Regions from separate parts of the Homo sapiens genome. Here region 2 is linked to region 1. Evidence: chromatin contacts called from ENCODE Hi-C or POLR2A ChIA-PET data. All regions are on one chromosome and are shown on one strand. The core of a region is the stretch at or near the end of the contact, and the rest is flanking DNA. Distances in the headings are between cores, read along the strand shown. Region 1 overlaps LOC100507513 (a long non-coding RNA gene). Region 2 has its middle 15 kb from the start of RNASE2.

The links. Hi-C counts contacts between places; a loop is a spot of excess contacts on that map. ChIA-PET counts read pairs that join two places held with the same protein, here RNA polymerase II (POLR2A). Pooled maps may share reads with other maps.
Region 2: a loop to region 1 is called in a pooled map, with 4 times the contacts of the local background. The contact joins two enhancer-like sites. A Hi-C loop is called at or near these places in 7 of 50 pooled maps. POLR2A ChIA-PET finds 5 or more read pairs at or near these places in 2 of 52 experiments (WTC11 and activated CD4-positive, alpha-beta T cell).

The regions. Positions count from the first base shown.
Region 1 is chr14:20,901,500-20,906,703 of GRCh38, reverse strand. All of the region lies in intron 1 of LOC100507513 (a long non-coding RNA gene), which reads left to right. Among named protein-coding and RNA genes, the nearest start is that of RNASE3, 13 kb to the right of the region's middle. RefSeq lists an enhancer at 1,833-2,334. Within about 2 kb of position 1,868, at least 2 of the 41 ENCODE cell types and tissues checked have a DNase peak (open chromatin) inside an H3K27ac peak, as active enhancers do.
Region 2 is chr14:20,968,189-20,973,450 of GRCh38, reverse strand. No RefSeq gene overlaps it. Among named protein-coding and RNA genes, the nearest start is that of RNASE2, 15 kb to the right of the region's middle. RefSeq lists an enhancer at 1,650-2,339. Within about 2 kb of position 1,895, at least 27 of the 41 ENCODE cell types and tissues checked have a DNase peak (open chromatin) inside an H3K27ac peak, as active enhancers do.

The DNA.
Region 1 (5,204 bases), core at 619-3,118:
TTGCCTTATTCCCTCCACTGAGATGAAAACGTGACTCACATGTGGACCCTCTTCCTGTTCACCTCCTGGTAAGATTGTCTTTCCTTAGACCCAGAAATTTGGATACCTCTTCAATGAATTGCCCAGACTCTTCCACCCCATCAGCAGTGGTCATGAGGGAAGGTTTGCACTTGGAGTAAGACATTTCTCCCCTGACAGTGTTAACTTTCCATGCTCAGCAGCATTTGACAGAGTTGATTTCTCCCTGCTCCTTGATGAAGCTGACCTGAGAATGATCTTCTTGTGACAGAAACAGAATGAAAAGTCTGGTGAGATCAGGCCTGGTGCCCTCAAGGCAGACAGTCTTGTCAAGGATGTGTGCTGAGTTACAACACCCCACCCTTTCCTGATCATTTCTTCTAAGTCCCTGGACTCATGTTCTCAGTCTGCTTCATTAATTCTTCCCCTTTCTCTCCAGCATCTTGATGGTGGAGGTTCCTAGGGGTTAGCTATTCTTTCTTTTCTATGGACTCATGCACTCTCTTCATGATCATATCTAATCTCATGGCTTTTGTTGGGGCTCAGCACACTATACTCCAAAGGATGGTACTTTGGCATGCTAAACTATTTTTTTTTTTTGAGACGGAGCCTCACTCTGTCGCCCAGGTAGAGGACCATAGGTGACTAGACAGAAAATTCAGCCATCATAAATACAGTCTAAATGTTGAAGAACAGATTTCTGAGTCTACCATAACTTTCCTGCACTCCAGGACTTTAGTGTTGAACTTGCCACATTCAGATTCACACTGTAGCACCTTGCGTAAGAAGGAAAGGAAGTGAATATGCACAGAGGATCTACTTGTGTTATGAGCTTTACAGTTTAGCTGCAGTGGAAAAGAGTTTATTTCTTTCTTGGAAGTGAGGGCCTCACTCAAGGCCCTAGAGCTCTACAAGGCCCTAGAGCAGGTGGCAATACCAGCCAGGCTTGTGTCCTTCCCTTCAGGGTGATGAGTTCCTCTAGGCCCAGGCATGTCCAGAGGTACTGTCTGAGAGCCAGGGACTGAAGTAAACAACCTGGGAGGTTTACATGGTGTTCTGTTTTACTGTGGCTGAGCTGGAGTCCTTCCACTCTTCCCTTACTCTTCCACAGGCAGAGGAGCCTCTCCCTGCAGCTACCTCCACCGCAGGCTCAAGGGGAATACTGACAGGATGATGCCAGTGTTCCCATAAGGCCCCAGAGTTCTTTAGCCAGCTTGTGGTGAATGCTGCCTGGCCTGGGACTCACCCTTCAGGGCAGTAGGCTCCCCTCTGACCCAGGGCATGTCCAGAAATGCCAACCAAAAGCCAAGATCTGGAACTGGGGACTCCAAGAGCTGGCTTGGTGCTCTACCCCGCTGTAGCTAAGCTGCTGTCTAAGCTGCAAGACAGAGTCCCCTTTATTTTCCCTCTGCTTTTCTCAAGCAGAAGGATTCTCTCTTCATGACTACCACAGCTGTGAATATGGTGGGTCTCTCCTGAAGCCAGCATATCTCAGAGTCTCACCCAAGGCCCATGGAGTGTACTACTAGGTATTGCTGCTGGTTATTTAGGGCCTGAGGGTTCTTCAGTCAGCAGGTGATGAATCCTGGCAGGACTGGGTCCTTTCCTTCTAGGCAGTGGGTTTTCTTCTGGTGCAGGGTGTGTCTAGAAATGTCCTTCAGGAGCGAGTGCCTGGAATGGTGGCTTCATGACTCTGACTGGTGCCCTATCCTATTGTGGCTGAACTGACATTTACGATGTAAGACAATGTCCTAGTTACTCTTTCCTCTCCTTTCCTCAAGCAGAAGGAAGCAGTCACTTTCACTGCTGTGAGCTGTGCTGCCTGGGGTTGGAGGAGTGGTTGTGCAAGCACTCCCTTAGCTGCCCTGACAAGTGTCACACTAGTGGTGTCCAAGTCCACTGGCTCTGAGCCCAGCACAGCACTGGGACTTGCCTTGTAGTTGTAGTTCTTGTGGCCTAGATTGAGTTTCAAATGCATTTAGGACCCCAGAGCACTTTAGCCTGCTTTGGCAAGGCTTTCCCAAACTCACATACTGACTGCTTGGATAGGCGATTGATTCCCCTCTGGCTAAGGTTGGTCTGAATGCTCCCTCTGTGGGTGGGCTCTGACAGGGCAGCACTGAGTTCAATGCAGATTTTCACAATTGCTGCACTCTCCCTCCCCCATGCACTGAGTTTCTGTCTCAGCTCCAGTGGCAGCTACTGGGACATGGGGGAGTGGTGGCCTCAGTGATTCAAAATTGTCTTTCCTCATCTCTTCAGTGCCTTTTTCAGTGATACGAAGTTAAAATCAGGTACAATGATGGTTGACCTGATTTTTATTTCCTATGTAGGTCCTTTTTTGTGTGTAGATAGTTGTTAAATGTGGTGTTTCTGCTGGTATGTGTGGGGGTGAAATCAATGGATACTTCTATATGGCCATCCTCTTTTACCCCTTCCCCTTGATTCTTTGGCTATCTGAGGAGTTAATATCTCTTCATGTATTAACCCAAAAGAGTTTTTTAAGCATTTGCTCAGTGTCTTCTGAACCCAAGGGTTACAGCAATGAGACCAAGTCAATTCATACCCCATGATGAGCTTCAGTTAAGCCCTGTACAAATTCTCCCTACATATAAGTGAAGAGTGTTGCTATAGCCTGACAGGTCAGTTGTGTACACTTGGATATCAATAGGGTCAACTGAATAGAAGCCTCAAATCAAGACATAAATGCTGGATAATAGGTGTATGTAGCTAGAATCATCTCAGGAATAATGCAAATGGTATCGCTGCCTCCTGTGCTTCGGAATTTCCCTACGCCAAGATTACTTCCGATGCACATGAAGGCTTCTGAAGTCAATGTTTGGTAACAAATGGATCTCAAAGTTGGGCTGGAGATAGGTTGTTGGAAAACTACTTGAGGATGTGATTGGAAATGCAGAATCCTGAGCTCCATGTGCAGACATTCTGTGTGAGTATATCTGGAATGGAGCTCACGAATCCATAGTGCAAAACTTCCCCCATGTGATCCAAATGGAAAATACTTAATGTTTGAAGTTTTTTAGGTGTGCCACTTACATGCTGGCAGAGAACATTATGAATGAATTTGTGTATAATATTTGATTATATAGTTTATTATTATAGAAGATTGGCTATTAGTCATTAGGGATTAATTATGAATATCCCAGGGAGACAAAATTGATGAACTACGTGCTCATCTATATGTCTCTATATGTCTCTATATGTCACTGCTTACCCATAACTTCCTTTTAATATTTAAAGAATTTTGTCCTCTTGCTTTTTTATTTGGCTAGAGGCAGTTGGGGGCATGAGGAAAAATCCTTCCTGTTCCAGAAATACTGAGGAGTGAACTATTAGTTTTTTCACAAGTCAGCTAACCCAGATAGTCTGAAGAACACTAAATCCTAAGAATACTTAAGATAATCCCTCAGGCTTTTTTTTGCTAGTCTTTTGTCCTACCCAAATGCAAAGACAGTTTTGAAGGTCAGACCAAAATAGCTTCTTCACTAAAAATACAATTAGATATTACTATGGAGACTTACAGGAATAATGATCAAGCAGAAAAAACTATGTAAAGTTTTGTACATGGTGTAATTATATTTCATTTATTCAATTAATCCATTATTCAGAATACTCCCTTATAAGTAATCAAGTAACTCATATACATAAACCAAGTAAACCACATATATGCCTCTTTAAAACACACACACACACACACACACACACACACACACACACACACATTCATTCTTCATTGCAGACTCATAGATTGCAAAGTGTCTGAGATAGCCATTTTATTGAAGCCCATTTTTGGAGATGGGTAGCAGAATGTTAGGATGATTTGCTCAGATTCCACATCCAAATGGTAGGCCATCTGCATGAATCCCCCAGAGTTTTGCCCTGAGACTTTTATTGATACAGTCAAGATCATGTAATGGCCCTCTACCACAATCCTAAATATGGGTATGCACTATATTTTGAGAAGTGTGTGTGGTAGAAAAATTGTTCAAGGAAATTGCTGGATCTCAAGAGCTTTGATTATGGCTGAACATCCAGAGCTTTTGTCCTGTAGTGACATGACCTGGATATTTTACACACCTTTCCTGTAATAATGAGAGAATGGACTCGGAGGATTTCAATATCACAAAGCAGATCGGCTTTCAAAGCACAAGGTTCTTACGGTTCCTCAGCTAGCAGGTCTCACGCTCTGTCTCACTCTACGTGCTGACTTGGGATAGTCACACTCTTCCTCCAAAGTGAGAAGGGGAGGGACAGACACATGTAATACGGGCCAGTTTAGAGCCTCACTCTGTGACCAGGTGGCTGGACTGCAGAAGGAAGAGAGCAGGAGGTGGAGTGAGGGATAGCTCCATCACTCTCTGATTCCCAGCTGGGGGGTGAGGGGTGGCGAGCTGAGTGACCCTCAGCCTTCCAGGTCATCCAGTGCTGCCTTGTTATGGTTCTTTTAGTTTTACTTGATTACATCTCCTTTGTTTGAATGTTCTAGTAGTAGGGAGTCTGTGGTTAACAAATGTATACATCTCTACATATATAGATATATGCACATAAGTACGTGCATACATATGTAAGTGCATATATAGAATGCATATACATTCATATGGTGAAAATGTAAATTCAATAATTAAAAATGGTATCTAGTGAAAAGGATGTCTTCATTTACCTTTCTTTATGGAAGCTAGATTTGTATTCTAGGAAGAATAATTATTCAGTTTTTTAGTACCCTTTCTATAATGCATATGCTGAGTCTAAGCATATATGAATAATACGTATAAGGCTTTTTCTCATTTTCATAGATTTCTGTGTTAATTCCTCTTTTTTCCCTGTCAGACAGTAATATGCTATATATAGTGTTTACTGTGGACTGAATTATGTCCCTTAAAAATTCATATATTGAAGTCCTAACCCCCAGTGTCACTGTATTTGGAGGGAGGGCCTATAAGGATAAACTTAATGTTAAATGATGTCATAAAGGTGGAGCCTTGATTCAAGAGGATTAGTATCCTTATAAAAAGAGACACCACCAGCTGGGTTGGTGACTCTCACTTGTTATCCCAGCACTTTGGGCACCTGAGGCAGGAAGATCACTTGAGGCCAAGAGCTCAAGATCATTGTGGGCAACTGGGACAGTTTGGATATTTGCCCCATCCATATGTGATATTGGAATATAA
Region 2 (5,262 bases), core at 646-3,145, 67 kb before region 1:
CAAGATTCTCTTCTTCTAAGGCCCAGCACTTAGAAAACCTTCTCAGGCTGGGCATGTTGGTTCATGCCTATAATCCCAGCACTTTGGGAGGCCGAGGCGGGTGGATCACTTGAGGTCAGCAGTTGGAGATCAGCCTGGCCAACACGGTGAAACCCCGTCTCTACTAAAAGTACAAAAATTAGCCAGGCATGGTGGCACACACCTGTAATCCCAGATACTGGGGAGGCTGAGGCAGGAGAATCACTTGAACCTGAGAGGCAGAGGTTGCAGTGAGCTGAGATTGCGCCATTGCACTCCAACCTGGGCGACAAATCGAGACTCCATCTCGGAAAAAAAAAAATCTTCTCAATGGACTCCTCAGCTCCATCAGTAGGAGTTATGAGGGTTGTGGGGGCACTCCTTGCATTGGAAGTAACACCTCCCACCCCAACAGATTAATATTCCACTCAGCAGTATTAGGCACAGTGGATAATTCCCTCCTTTTTGATGAGGATGACCTGAGAATGGGGCTTCTTGTGACAGGAATAGGGACGAAAAGCGTTGTGAGATCAGTCCTGGTTCCTCAATGCAGGCAGTCATGTCGAGGCTGCGTGATGGTCTCTGGGATGCCCCTGTCTCCTGGCTCTTTCCTTACCATCCAGGCCTTTCATTCTTAGGCTCCTCACACGTTTTTCCTCTTGCCTCTGGTAACTTGATGTTAGAGGTCCCCAGGAGTCAGTCATAGGTCTTCTTCTCTATCTGCACACTATCCCTTGGTGATCTTATCCAGTCTCAAGGTTTTAAATGCTGTTGATTCTCTAACAACTCCCAAATACATACTTCCAGCCCAGCTCTCTTGCTTTGGACTAGTACATCGGACTGTCTATTTGACATCTTCACTTGGAGGTCTAATAGACCCTTCAGACTTAACATGTCCCACATTAGCTGGGTGTGGTGGCACACGCCTGTAACACCAGCTACTTGGGAAGCTGAGGCACAACAATCGCTTGAACCCGGGAGGTGGAGGTTGCAGTGAGCCGAGATTGCACTGCACTCCAGCCTGGGTGACAGAGCCAGACTGTCTCAAAGAGAGAAAAAAAAAAGCTACCCATTGCTTCCCCCATTCTCCTTCCTGCTTTATTTTTTCCATAGAGCTTATCACCTTAACAGTCTGTGTAATTTACATATATGTTTATTGTCTGTGAGTATACATTATGTGTCTAGGTCACTAGAATGTGACCTCCGTGAAAGCAGAGATTTTTTTTGTACGTATGTCCTGCGTTCTCTGATGACTCCCATACCTCTAACCGTACCTGGCACATAGGTACTCAAGAAATGTTTGCTGAATAAGGCTCCTCAAATCAAGAGCCCCAGTAGGCCGTATGAATGCTGCAAAATAATTGTACTACAGGGACCCATTTGTGGGAATACTCACAGCACTAAAACCCCTTAGTTAAGAGGGATCTGAACAGCCTAAGAGGTTTCTGCCTAACTCCCGGCAGCAACTTCGCAAAGCACTATAGCCACCACACACTGTCCCTGAGATGTCAGAGTCACTGACGGATTTGGGCCCCAGGACAGCCTTTACCAGCTGCTGGTGTGGCCGAGTCTCCATCCACGAGTCCTAGACTGATAGGTTCACTAAGGTATGCAGAAAACCCCCACTCCTCATGTGACAAGTTGCTGGTGGCCCAACCCCCTCTTTATCAGTAGGAACTTCAGCGCTTCCTGACGATGCTTCCTTTCCGGAATCCTCACCCCTCTCTACTCAGCCCGCGGCCTCTCTCACTTCTACTCCAATGGCTGAGCGTCCTTGGCGGCAGAGCGGCACCAGCGGCCCTCGGCGATCCGCGATGACCGCAATGTGTAAGTGCGCCTTCCAGCCAGCAGAGGGCAGGAGCGGCTGCGGTGTCCCAAGCCGGGCTGGTGCGGGCTCCTGCCCGGCCCGTTTCTCTGCTGGTTCCACCTCTCCCCTCAGCTCCCCGCTTCTTCCAGGGCGGGAGTGAGGGAGGGGAGGAGGGCTGGGGGAGTGAGCGCGTGCGGGTGTGCGCGTGTATGGTGGTGCAGGGAAGCCTGTGCTTCGGGAAAGCTTTCCCGGGATGATGCTCTCTGGGCTCATGGGTCCGATTTGCCCACAGCAAATGTCTGTACTATGCAGACATTGAAATAGAATGAGGTCCACTCTCTTCCGATGGCGGGTCACAGGGTCCTGGGAAGGGGATCTGAAGCCCCTCCACCGAGCCACCTCGCTTCCTTTATGGAGATAATCCCCAGACTTGCCCTCACTGCTCTGGAAAGAGCTGCCTGGAGGTGGGGCAACTCCTCCCGCGCGGCCCCTTAAGTGCTGAGGCTGATTCCAGCCGCCGCCACAGTGGCCGGCAGGGGACGCTGCGCCGCCGAGACCCAGCGGGCCGAGAGGCACCAAAGCCGTGTCTCCTGGTTCTTAGCTGAGACGGACTTGAACTTCCAAAAGCCTCCTTAACCACCGAGGAAGCAGGAGAATGAAGAGGCTTCAAATAATGAGCGCCTGCTGTATGCCACGAGCTTTCCATTGCGGAGGTGGCTGGATGTGCAGAAGGAGGGCAGGGCGAGGAAGGAGAGACGGCTGCCCCACTCTCGGCCTGTCTGCCGCGGGCTGCAGGCTTGGGGTTTGGAGGTCAAGTCTATGCTGCATCGCTAGAGTAGTTTACAGTTGTGAAATTCAACTGTAAATTGAAATTCACAGCTTCGTTCTTAAACTTTCTATTACCAGGGACCATTCCTCAGTAGGCTCAGAAAGGGCTACAATGAGGTAGGCTGTTTGATTTTTCTTTTACATATACAGATACGTTGTAAATGCAAATGGCAGAGGTAAATTCAAATATTAGGAGGGCAAATGTAGCGAAAAGGATGAAGACATCCTACTTTTCTTTTCCAGATGCAACAATTTGCAGTTTGTTTATATCTTTTTACTGTCTATGCATATCTACATGTTATATTCATAAACTCATTGACATATATATATAGATGAGTGTTTATTTCCTATTCCCCCCCCCCACAAATAGTAACATTCTATACACAACGTTCTACACATTACCTCTTTTCCACTAACAATGTATTTTAGACATATTTCACGCTAGTAGCAAGAGTATACCTCATTCTATTTTGATGTCTGCATACTACAGGCATACCTCAGAGATGTTGTGGGTTTGGTACTAGACCACTGCAATTTTTATTTTTATTTATTTATTTATTTATTTATTTATTTATTTTGAGACGGAGTCTCGCTCTGTCGCCCAGGCTGGAGTGCAGTGGCGCGATCTCTGCTCACTGCAAGCTCCGCCTCCCGGGTTCGTGCCATTCTCCTGCCTCAGCCTCCTGAGTAGCTGAGATTACAGGCGCCGGCCACCACGCCCAGCTAATTTTTTGTATTTTTAGTAGAGACGGGGTTTCACCGTGTTAGCCAGGATGGGCTCGATCTCCTGACCTCGTGATCTGCCCGCCTCGGCCTCCCAAAGTGCTGGGATTACAGGCGTGAGCCACAGCGCCCGGCCACAATTTTTATTTTTTAAAACACACATTTTTTTGTTTCCCAGTGCATGTAACAGTTATATTGAAGGTGGCCATTGAGACCTGAGAGCTCACGGGAAATAGAGTTCGTACATCTGTACGTTTGCATTTCTGTAAACAAAAGTTCCTTGGCACAGTGCTTAGACTGCGGACAGCATTTTGAGAGTGCCAGCCCTAACTCTAACTGTATGATACAAGTCAGTTAGTCAACCTTTATAAGCAGGTAGGGTGCAACGGACTGAGGGTGAAGCTCTGGTCTGGGCCTGGGATGTCAGTGCAGGGATGGAAAGGCATATCCAGGGAGGTGACTGGAGGCGTTAGTTTGTCAGACAGAGACTAGCCTTATGATGCCAGCTTCCTGGAAAAACAACAGAGGAACTCAGACATGATTCACAAGCCTGGGGCCATGACCATCTGGAAAGGCCAAGCAGAGACTGGTGAGGCCCAGCGAAGGTAGGTTTGATGGCTGTGGATGCAGCCACAGGGGAGTCCCTTAATCCCTCTTACAGGTCACTGAGGAGAACTGCAGTAAGGCATTTCAAGTAGTCACTTACTGAAGACTGCTCTGAGTAGGTCACCCTGCCATTAGCATGGACATGGAAGGTGGGGTGGGTCAGATATATACATAAATATATATATATCCTTAATATTCTGTCCCTCTAGAGAACCCTGTCTAATACACCTTGGATTTCTGGTTTCTAGAACTGTGAAAAAATAAGTTTCTCTTGTATAAGCCACCTAGTCTGTGGTATTTCATTCTAGCAGCCCCAGGAAGGAAATAGAATGGGTAATCTGTAGAGGTCTCCACAAGAAAGGGCAGGGCAGAAGAGGGGGATTAGAGAGAAGGAAGGTACTGGAGATGGGTGCTTCAGAGGGAGGGAGGAATTGTCAAGTGAGTTGATCTGATGAGTCTGTAGAAGAGTGAGGAGAGATGGAGACAAAAACAGTTCATGTGAAGTATGGAGGGCCGGGGTAATGGAAAAGGAGGACCAGCGTCTCAGGGGAAGGGAGACATACATGCTCTACTCTCCTCCTTTTCATTCCCTCCTCTGGGAGGAAAATATGACTCCAGTGTGGACGCTCTTTCTTCTCACCTCCTGGAGGAGACTGTCTTCTCTAGGTCAAGAACTTGGAAAAGTCTCCTCAATCCACTGCCCAGACTCCTGTCCTCCAACAGTTTGGGTCATGGGGATCCCTGACATTTGGAATGAGACCATTCCCCACAGCCCCAGCCTCTGTCTGGGTCAATTTTCCATTCTTACTTTACTGATCTATCAGAAGCATTTAACATAGTATCACTGCCTCCACCTGGGATGATCTGGGAATGAGCTTCCTGTGATAGAAACAGGGATGAAAAGCATCAAGTTCAGTCGTGGTGCCCTTAAGGCAGATAGTCAGGCTGCCTCTCAGTGTGTAGGACACTGCTGTCCCCTGGCCTGTCCCCTACCCTACAGGGCTTTCATTCTCAGTCTCCTATGTGAGTCCCTCCTCTTCCCCCTGGAATTTTGTTGTTGGAGCTTCCTAAGGGTCAGTGGTGGGCTTCTTCTTGATCCACATGACATCTCTTGGTTTTCATCAGTGGGATCAATGGATGAAATGCCATCAACTCCCAAACCAATCTTCAGCCCAGCTCTCTTGGTTGAACTGCAGACTCTTGCATCCAATTTGTTATTTGATAACACCACATGGATGTGTCATGTATGTTGCAGACTTTTTACATCCCAAGTGGAAACA